2 separate regions of the Homo sapiens genome follow, and region 2 is linked to region 1. The links are chromatin loops, found by intact Hi-C in ENCODE. Cell type or tissue: IMR-90. All regions are shown on one strand. Links, peaks and the distances in the headings refer to the core of each region. The heading gives the core; the rest is flanking DNA.

Region 1 (5,390 bases), core at 90-5,089:
TTGCCCCCATGTTCCTCTGGCTTTTTTCCTCCCTACTTCTCTACTGTGACTTGCCATCTTATAGGCCATTATCTTATATTTTCACCATGGCCAGGTAAGAAATGAATTAAATTTTAACTGTGATGAACTGCTAGTGATAGAATAAAAGGTCATTTTAAAGTTAAATGCTAACGTCTTTTCTTATGATTGGGCACATTGGGTTGGCTAAATTTTTATCTAAGATGTTTATCATTATTAGTTATTTGGAAACAATGCATAGCTATTCATTCTGCAATCGATGAGACAGTAAATCTTTTAATGAAAAGGCTTCAAGCCTAACCAATAAAAAGATACTTAGCTTGAACTCCATTAGCAGTAATGAATGTGTTATTTGACACATGCAACTTTCAAAAACATACTCATATTTCACAAACCAAAGAGTTCTACACATTGGTTACAGAGAATGAAATGTATTGCCTGCCAGTTTAACCTATGGAGACAAAATAAAAATTACCTTTACTTTTTAGTCTGTTGAAAGAATGTGGATCCTATTTATTTACTTTTAAAATATTATAATTATTTATCAATTTATATTAGCATTTCTAAATGTTAATTTTAGCTAATATTAATTATCTGCCTGTGTTCGCTAGAGGAAGAGCTGTGTGTTTTGAAACAGAGTTTTAGGAATAGGAAGCGACCTGTTCAAGGACATATACCAGTCATACTTGGTCACACTTCCTTTCTTGGCAGAATTTAAAGCTTGATTTCAAAGCCAATACTTTACTGTATTTGTGAGCATGGTTTCTTCTTTGTGGGGTATAAAATGTGCTTATAAAGTTCTAAGGCAAGAACTCAAATACTAGTGCTGAACATGAAGGGGCATTAGACAAGAGAGTGGGTCACGGTGAGGGAGCATGAGAGATGTGAATCTACCTTAGTGGTGACAGAAACTGAGAGAGGGGAGGAGGTTGCTCACAATCTGTGTGGAGAGAAATAAGAGGGTTATGATAACATTCTGAGTTCTCGCATGCTTTTGGAGCATGCAAAGGAACAATGGACTTTGACTAGATCCAGATGAATAGGCTGAGGAAATTAATGACTAAAAACTAAAATTACTATTTGTATTTGTCTGTGTGGCATTGCTACGAAGGAAATACCTGAGACAGGGTAATTTATAAAGAAAAGATCCTTATTTAGCTTATGGTTCTGCAGGCTGTACAAGAAGCATGGTGCCAGCATCTGCTTCTGGTGAGGGCTTCAGGAAGCTTTCAGTCATGGTGGAAGGGGAGGGGAAGCTAGCTTGTCGCATGGAAAGAGAGACAGAGAGCAGGAGAGAAAGGATGTGCCAGGCTTTTTAAAACAACCATCTCTCACAAGAATTAATAGAGCAAGAACTCACTCATTGACTCAGAGAAGGTGCTAAGCCATTAATGAGAGATTCACCCCCATAACCCAAGCATCTTTCACTAGGTCTCACCTCCAACACTGGGGGTCAAATTTCAACATGAGATTTGGAAGGGACAAATATTCAAACAATATCACTGTTCTATCAGATTGCAGCTAACATAGACATGACCACAAAATGGAAATTACAGTTTCACTCTCTTATTCCCTACACAGAAAATAATTGGTATATAAAAAGCAACCTATCTATGGTATAATATAGTTTATTTTCATTAGGGAGAATAGACAAGTTAAGGACAATTTTTTTTCCAGTTTTATTGGGGTATAATTAAGTGACAAATAAAAATTGTACATATTCAAGGTTCACAATGTGATAATTTGATATACATATACACATAAATTGTGAAATGAGTACCAACATGAAGTTAGTTAACACATCTGTAAACTCACATAGTTACCATTGTGTTTGTGTGTCAGGAACACTTAAGTTCTACTCTGCTAGCAATTTTCAAGTATATGATACTGTATTAACTGTAGTCTTTCCTATCTGTGTGGCTGTGGGGATGTCTTAGGCAAGCCCCCTGGGAAAGTTTCCTTATCTGTGCCTGCAACTAATGCTGTACATTAGATGCCCAGAACTTGTAACTGAAAGTTTGAACCATTTGACCAATATGTTCCTATTTCTCCCACATCTCAGGCCCGGCTACCAGCATTTTCCCTTTTGTTTTGAGAAGTTTGTCATTTTAGAGTCCACATATAATTAAGGTCCGATTAAGATGCTCTTGAGAGTTGACCAGCATGTGCTCCCAGTCCAAGGCTGGGCAAAGTTTCACTGGGCACCCCTGGTTCACCCAAGTGACAAGGAGATAGGTTACAGAAGTGTTGGGTGAGGGGAAATGATATTCAGATTTTCTTAATGTTTAGGAATTATTTTTTCTCTCCTAAGGCACCAGAAAATAATGCTCTGTACATTTCCTAAAGTCTGCAGAATTAGTAAAGGATTTCCTTTTCACCTCAAGTATAATTTGGATAGAAGCAGATCCATATATCTTTATAACTCTTTGCATACATACTGCTCAGTTCTCTACAGTGAGAAGCATCTTTTGAGATTAAGTCCCAAAGAAAACTACTAGCCAGCATTAACACCAGCAAAGTTGTTGTTGGTTGTGGGAGGTTCTTAACCTCTCTGTAATCAGTAGAAATTACTGTGTTCCATTCCCTCATATCTTCTGTGACTCACCACTGTCTTCTCTTCTGAAACAAGCCTTTTCCCAGAAAACGAGGCATATTTTGCACAAAGATGCTGTGACTCCTTCTCTTTTATCTCTCTGAAGTTTGAGTAAGTAATGAAGGGAACTGTTACCATAGCTACAATACAAGTAAACACAGAGAACAGATTCAGTGCGGTAGAAAAGACAAGAACTCTGGGATGTGATGAACATGCACTCTTAGAGACTGTGATCATCAGGTGGGAGACCTGGGTCTCACCAGAATGTGCTCTGTGCTTTAGAAAAGCAGATTTCAAAAAGTTCAGAGAGAGGACTTCAGAATACAGGTGGCAGAGTAAAAATGCATCTAATCTCTTCCCTCTACAAACCCCGCTGAAACTACTATAAATGGATTGTTTTTAACTAGACATAAACCCGCAAGAATGGAGGGAACAGAGAGGAGGCAACAGCATCAAACGTTTAGATTCTGAAAAGCAGATATACAAGTTTGAACTGACCTATCAGGAAAGAACAAAACAAAGCAAAACAAAAGCAAAAAGCCAAATCCTAAATCAGCAATGACAAAAGCCAAGAGACAACACAATCCATACACAGAATTTCCAGGTGGTTCAGGAACGGGGGACATCAAACATCACAGAATAACTGGAAGGAAGAATTAAACTACAGAGAGTCAGTCAGAAGTTATTTAAGAAACTAGATGCCTAGAATTCTTTCCAACACCTTGACTAACTGACCACATGATTTTATCTCAGCAGACATTTGCACTTCATTCTCTGGAGACGCAAAAACAGAGGTTTTGTGGGCTATGAAAACCCTTAGTGACTGAGGGTGGGAATACCATCCCCAAACAGAAAAATAAACATGCAGACTGGATGCTGAATGCTGAGACCTCTTCCACCTCCTCTCTGACTTGCCTATTCCCTTATAGGGCTCAAAAAACATTGGCTGGCCATTACCCTTGTGACCCTGAAACTCAAAGACAGGTTTCAGTTAATTTAGAAAGTTTATTTTGCCAAGGTTGAGGATGTGTGCCCATGACATAGCCCCAGGAGGTTCTGATGACTTGTGCCCAAGATGGTTAGGGTGAGACAGGAGAAAGGAAGAAACGGATTAGGCAGATTCTTAAGACGAGTCCTTGGTTAAATTCTTTCAAACAAAAGAACAGCCTGAAAAATCAAGTTGCAGGCACAGATAAGGGAACTTTCCCAGGGGGCTTGCCTAAGACATCCCCACAGCCACACAGATAAGAAAGACTACATAAGAGACTTGCCCAGGCATGCCTGCAAGGGAAAATTCCACCCCTTGACACATGTGCAGTAAGGGTAACAAAACAACATGGAATAACTCAAACTAAGAGCCCGTGCATGAGGATGATGGGGTGGAACTACCAGAAATGCATGCCTTTTGCAAATGAGATGAGCAGCCCACTATTGATTTCTTATAAAAGCCTCTGTATCCAAACTGTGAATCGGCAACCCATTTTTCTGGGACCCCTCTCTGTAGCAGAGAGCTGTTCACTTTCTTTCACCTATTAAATTTCTGCTCTAAACCTCACCCTTTTGTGTCCATGTTCTTTATCTTTATGGCCGTGAGACAACGAACCTCGGGTGTCACCCCAGACGATGAGGCCACTTCAAGAGCACAGCTTGGTTTTATATGTTTTAGAGAGACATGAGACATCAGTCAATATATGTAAGATAAACACTGGTTCTGTCCAGAAAAGGCTGGACAACTTGAAGCAAAGGTGGGACAACTTGAAGCAGGGAGTGGGCTTCCAAGTCATAGGTAGATAAGAGATGAATAGTTGCATTCTTTTGAGTTTCTGATTGGCCTCTCCAAAGGAGGCAATCAGATACGCATTTATCTCTGAGCAGAGGGGTGACTTTGAATAGAATGGGAGGCAGGTTTGCTGTAAGCAGCTCCTAGCTTGACTATTCCCTTTAGCGTAGTGATTTTGGAGCCCCAAGATTTATTTTTCTTTCACAACCTGCAGGCAAGAGAACAGAATATTTTCTGTGAGAATCTAACAAGTTCAAGAAGAAATATTTAACCATACTTACCTTAACTTTTCTTCAACAAATGGCCCACCCATGTCGACAAATGGCCCCCAGTGATGTCTTTAGATATAAGAACAACCTACAGACTCAAAGTTGCCAATCAGCTTTTTAGTTCCTCATTGTTTAACAGGAGTTGATACTTAAGGATCACTGGATTTCTGACCAACATTTTTTAACATGTGATACAGAAACCAAGGTAAATGAAGAGATAAAGAATCTTAGAGGAAACAGACATGATGCAGGGAGAAAAAAAATTTTAATGTGTTATTACTTACCTCAGATATATAAAGATACTTTATCCAAGAAAGAAAAAATTGATATAATAGAGAATCATTCGGAGAAAAGAAAAAAAGATGAGCTCTTGCAATTAAAAAAATGAGAATAGAAATTGAAAATTGAAGAGCTACATGATAAAATTTGAGAAAGTCTCCTAGAATGTAAAGTGAAAAGGCAGAAAAGAAGAAAAGAAAATTCTCAAAGAAATAACTTGGGGAAATTTCCCTCATCTTGAGGATGTAATCTGCTACATTACGAGAATCCATGGAGGTCCCAGCATAAAGAAAGAAAGGCAGTTCATATTAAGGCACATCATTTTGATAATTCAGAGCAATGGTGTAGCATGGGGTATGTTACAAACACCCGGAGGTACAAGGTCAAAAACAAAAAGAAAGGAATCAAAATGGTTTCAAACTTTTTGAAACCAAAGGTGAGTGAGAGAAGA
Region 2 (5,390 bases), core at 218-5,217, 140 kb after region 1:
GATCTTCAAAGAAATATTTCCCATTCCACTGTTCCTTAGATGCCAACATTCAAAACACTGGAGGGAAAGGCAGCCTAAGGCTCAGGTTGGAGGGCAGCATTTGTTACCAGAGAAAGGAAGTAGTAGGAGATGTTCCTTAATGATTATCTCCTTAACTAAAATCTTTTATCCATGTCCAGCTTGAGTCATTTGCTCATAAGACATTGTGATAATGCACCCTTCTGATCCACACTAAATATTGAAACAGGTCAATCTGTCCACATTAATCACAGTCTTTTGGTTTCAACTTCTCGAAATTTTGGCATTTTGTCATCAACTGTGTCTACGAAATATTAAAACAGTTATGTACTCATACAAATTAAAAGACAAACTAATACACATTTACAATTATTAAAGATCAAAAGTATTAAACCTTGGATTGAATTAAAGAATTGGGATTTACGATTGCCAGACTTGAGGTCAGGAACGTCTCATTTAATTTAATGGTATCCAGTAACTTTCATTTTTATATAGACCACAGAGACCTTTCAAGCATCACATTGGTGTAAGTAGAGAAATATACTCTTTAACTACAGTATTCTCTATAACCTTTTGTTCCTTCCTATGGACAGCTCTCAGTGGTGTCTGCAGGTTTTCATTCAGCACTGACCTCAGGACAAATCACTGTTAGCCGAGTTTGTCTGCGGCACCTCAGCATTCTCTCTTTGCCCTCTTTTTATTTTCCCTTTAGCCTTAGGCCCTCAGAATGTGCAGTTTGTCTATCAAAACCTGTTCTTAAGAAATGATCAGAAGCATATTCACATTAAAGAATATCTAACCAATAGCCATTTCAAATACGATGTATTTCCAAGTAACTTTGAATTTAACTGTACCAAAGTGAAAAACAGCAAGTTTGTACGAAAGCCCCTACAGTGGAATCTCAGTTCTCAGCAAATTTCATTCATATCCTTTCAGATCCTCTATCCCTTGCCCTTTCATCTGGTGGAAGAGATAGCCAAGTGTTTGTTTGGAGTGTGTGAGGGCATGGTTTGTCTATGTACTCATGTGTATGTGTGTTTGGAGGATGTGATGTATAAAGATTGTGTGTGTGTGTGTGTGTGTGTGTTGGGGGTATCTGCTTTTGCAGAGTGTGGGGCATGAGGGTGGTGTGTGTATGTGAGTGTATGCATGTGTGCACATGTGTATTTAATGTTACTGCTAACACGAAGGTAGGGCTTCTTGGACATTTGCAATCACACCATGTAGAGTCACCACATTTATACATAAAGCTACTTCTGTTTTTATCTACATCCTGAAAAAATAGTGAAGAGAATATTTGAGCAACATTCTACATTAGGAAAGATATTGAAAGATGATGAGCAAGTGCACACAATTCTTGAAGGTTGAACTCCTTCTTCAACTTATCCTACCATTTATACTTTCTGATTTTCTTATTTTATGTTATCAGGTCAAAATCTTGTGTAAGAAAAAAAATACAACTTTGTTACCTTATATTTTCACTGTCATTGAAACTCACTTCTTTTAGTAACAGATTCTTGGGAATACTCGATTGCTCCACACAGTTCAGGTGAAAAAATTTGCCCCCACTTCTCTAAAACTACATTTGAACGATCCAGTTCATCTGTGAAGTAGTGGAGCAATCTGCAGGACACTTTCCTCCCAGTCCGGACTTTCTTTACAAAGGAATCCCCTAGTGAATGTGTCACCAAGTTATTTCTAGTTGGTGTGTGTGTGTTCTGGGGGCTTTATCAGCACAAGCAGCAGCAGAAATGCTGATACAACTGTCAGAGAGGAGGGGAATGTTGCAGGAATTGTGAGAAGTTAAATGAGAGACTGGCAGCTCTGTCGGCTCAGCGTTCATCTCAGAAATGAGAGGAGGCTTAATCTGCAGGCATGTTTATGATTTTCTTATTAGGTGTCACAGGCAACTCAATCCCTTCCAGAATATAGGAACAATATGGAGAGGTAGGTATTAAAATTTTAACCAGTAACAGCTGAGATAAAAAATATAGACAGATGACAGAGAAGGAAGAGCACAGTAGAAAGTGCTTTAAAATAAACCTGAATTTAAATCTGTGGTTGTCCACTTGCAAACCTGAATTTAAATCTGTGGTCTTCCAGTTACAGGATGAGAAACCTTGGGCAAATTATTAACATCTATTATAATAGGCTCAGTTTTTTTTAAATCTGGAAAATGGGCATAAATTTTTTTATTTTATATAGCTATTATGAGACATATACGATGTAATATGTATAAAGAACAAACCCAGGCATTTGTTCTTACAAGGCTTTTGATAAATGGTTGGAAATTGATATTTGAATACCACAAGTTAGCTTTGAATATCCTACTTAATTGCTCTCCACAGTGCTTGTTTTTACTTCTATTATCAGAATAATTATTAGCCTTTGTTCATTTTTGTATGTTTTTTGTCTGTTCCTCAAATTCTATGACTTACTTATGTTTGTAACTGTAACCAGGCTCTACTGTAATATTCTGAGTATGGTAATACAAATAACAGACAAATTTTAGCGGATGTTTCTTATTTGCCAGACATTCTTCTAAATATTTTAAATTAAAGGTTTTAATTCTCACAAGATTTTTATAAGTTAGTTACTATTGTTATCTTTATTTTGCTGAATAGATGCTATCTAGGTTGTCTATTGTCAGAGAATTAATATATTTCAGAGCCAGCATTCCAAACATGGGTATCGGAGTTTAGACCTCAGCTATTGACTACAATGCAGTTATATTAAAGAAAAGAGAACAGGAGGGAGAAAAGATCCAAATAAGGTGGCAGGGTGCCACCCAGTGATAAAGCCTTAGAATAGCAGTGGATTAACCAGAAGTCTGGAGAGAGGCAAGTAAATCATATGACGAACCCCAGGAAAATGCTCTAGTGCAAGAGGTAGAATTGCATTTGGTGTCACTGAGACACTGAACCATCAATGGAGGTTATAAAAATTTGAGGAATACCTGGTTTATTTCACTCGCTTATTGAGAATTTATACCTGGAGCACTGATCAAAACTAACTGATGAAAAAATAATTAAAAATAAATTGAAAAGATAAACATTTTACATCCAAAATACTTTCAACATTAACAAAAATGCATTTTAAAAAGCTGACAAATACATGTTCCCGGCATCTGACTTGAATGAACTACTGCACTACAAAGCTTCATTATCTCTGAGCTTTATGGCTGTAGGAAACATTTTGGGTAATATATGTAATTCTTCATAAAAATCTGTATTAATATTCTTTAGCATTGAACTCTGAGAAGAATTTAATATGTATTTAATAACAATGGAGAAAAGTATGTGTCAATGAGAATGAGACCTCTGTAACAGTAAAGTGATCAAACACTAAAATCCTGAGCTGCCACTGTAATTAGGGAAGTATTTAGTAGTTTTACACATTTGACTGTTCATCAGGAAGTTATTTTTTGCTCAGGTACAATCTTGTAGTTATTATTTTATCCAAAAGCCAGAGGCTCATGAAAGTCTTGTGAGCACCATGGTCTTGGTGGGACACTCCTCAATGTGCATCAAGAGCATGAACAAGAGAGAAAACTGACAGAATCAAAAAAACAAAAACAAAACCAGAGAGGCCCTTTTCAGATACTATGTAAGTAACAGTGTTTTTTAAATGCAGCACTCTTGAAAAAGAATATGTAATGGATAAAGTAAGATTTATTCGTTATTAGTTATAAGGACATTGTTATGTAAAAAGACCCATTTACTACAATTGGCACAGTGCTAGAACATGAAACATCCTGAAGAGGATAAGCAACTGCAAACTCCACTGCACCACACAAATACCTTACTTCACCACCCCCCAAATGTGTTTACTTACCCACCACAAAACACATTTTATCTAAGAAGGCTTCCCTTAACTATAATGGTGCTAACGCTAAATGTAATACTGTAGTTGTTATTCCAGAGTCTAAGTCTAGTCATCATCAATTCATCCTTCTGCTGTCCAGTCTTGGATAAGAATCATATTTAGAAAGAATCCAAATCCATTTAGGAGGACCCCAGTTGATGATTACCATTAAGGTTTGCATACCTGAGAGAGGCACGCAATTGACTTGAAAAGCACTACCCAAGTCACTTAGTCTTCATGTCTGCATACATGCTCTCAGGAATACATTGAGCATATACTATGTCACTGACACATTAAGTGTTGTCCTCAAAATGTTCTCATTTTATCATGACAAAAATCCTTTACATAATTATTATAGATAAAGATACCAAAGCTCAGAGAAGAAAAGTAGCATGACTAATGTCACCCGGCTGCTAATTGTGAAAGCCAACATTTGGAAGTCTGAAAGACAGTGACTGAATAGGCATTTATTGTGTAGATTCTGTATAAGGGCAGAACACAAAATATAAAGGCATAATACAGATAATAAAGGAGAGAACAAAGAAAAAAGTGAGGCTGGGATAATATATCACAGGTTGTTTGGTAAAAACCTGAGCACAGGAATAGAATGAAGGGAATCCATATAAATGTGTATTTACCATGTCCTGAAATCTCCTTCACTGAAATATCTATGACTTCAAGCAAGACTTTAGAAGGAACTGGATTACCATCCAGTAAGAATAAATTCTTGAAGAATGGTCTAAATTACCTATGCTAAAAAAAAAAAAATTTGGCTAGTCAATGCTAATACAAAGTCAGCCCTCTAACTATGTAAATAAATAAAAAGGAAAGGAAACTAGTGCCTATGAAATAAAGTTGCAAATATACATATAATTAATCTTACCTGTCAGATTACCTGGAAGACATTTACTTCTGGAAATCTATCCAAAGATACTCTTTAAATAATGAGATATATTTTCCTGCATTAAAATGTCTAACAAAATGTTATAATATTTATAATAGTTTATTAAGAGTACATTAAACAAACAAGAAAAATGTTTTGTTTTGTTTTGTTTTTGAGATCAGGTCTCCCTGTGTTGCCCAGACTGGATTGTAGTGGCACGATCACAGCTCACTGCAGCCTCAACCTTCTGGGTTCAAGTGATCCTTAACTGCCCTAACTGCTTGTAGCTGGAACTACAGACATGCACCAGCATGTCCAGCAAATATTTAAATTTTTTATAGAGACGTGGTCCTTCTATGCTGCTCAGACTTGTCAGAAACTCCTGGGCTCATGCAATCCTTCTGCCTCAGCCTCCCAAAGTGCTGAGATTAATGGCAAGAGCCACTGCACTTGGCCAAGAAAAGTGTTTATAAGTACCATTGCTAGAAAGAAATGCAGGATGTCCAGTTAAATTTGAATTCCAAATTAAAAAGTCAAAGTAACTCCCATGCAATATTTAAGATATAATTACACAAAAAACAATTTGTTGTTCATATGGGATTCAGTTAAAAGGGTAACTTGTACT

What was found. Hi-C counts contacts between places; a loop is a spot of excess contacts. Peaks named below come from ENCODE experiments on the same cell type or tissue, not always from the same donor. Only the 100,000 strongest peaks of a DNase experiment are listed, where the experiment ranks them.
Region 2: a loop joins it to region 1, with 2.1 times the contacts of the local background. A loop is called at or near these places in 4 of 110 quality-filtered maps.

Annotation. Positions count from the first base shown.
Region 1 is chr1:187,406,866-187,412,255 of GRCh38, reverse strand. No RefSeq gene overlaps it. Among named protein-coding and RNA genes, the nearest start is that of LINC01037, 34 kb to the left of the region's middle. RefSeq lists silencers at 2,525-2,819, 3,272-3,472. In IMR-90, for the core only: no CTCF peak of the experiment used is centred there; a DNase peak (open chromatin) is centred at 2,685; H3K27ac peaks cover 857 bases.
Region 2 is chr1:187,262,616-187,268,005 of GRCh38, reverse strand. The region is part of intron 1 of LINC01036 (long intergenic non-protein coding RNA 1036); the gene reads right to left. Among named protein-coding and RNA genes, the nearest start is that of LINC01036, 170 kb to the right of the region's middle. In IMR-90, for the core only: a CTCF peak has its summit at 2,808 (motif pointing left); a DNase peak (open chromatin) is centred at 2,855.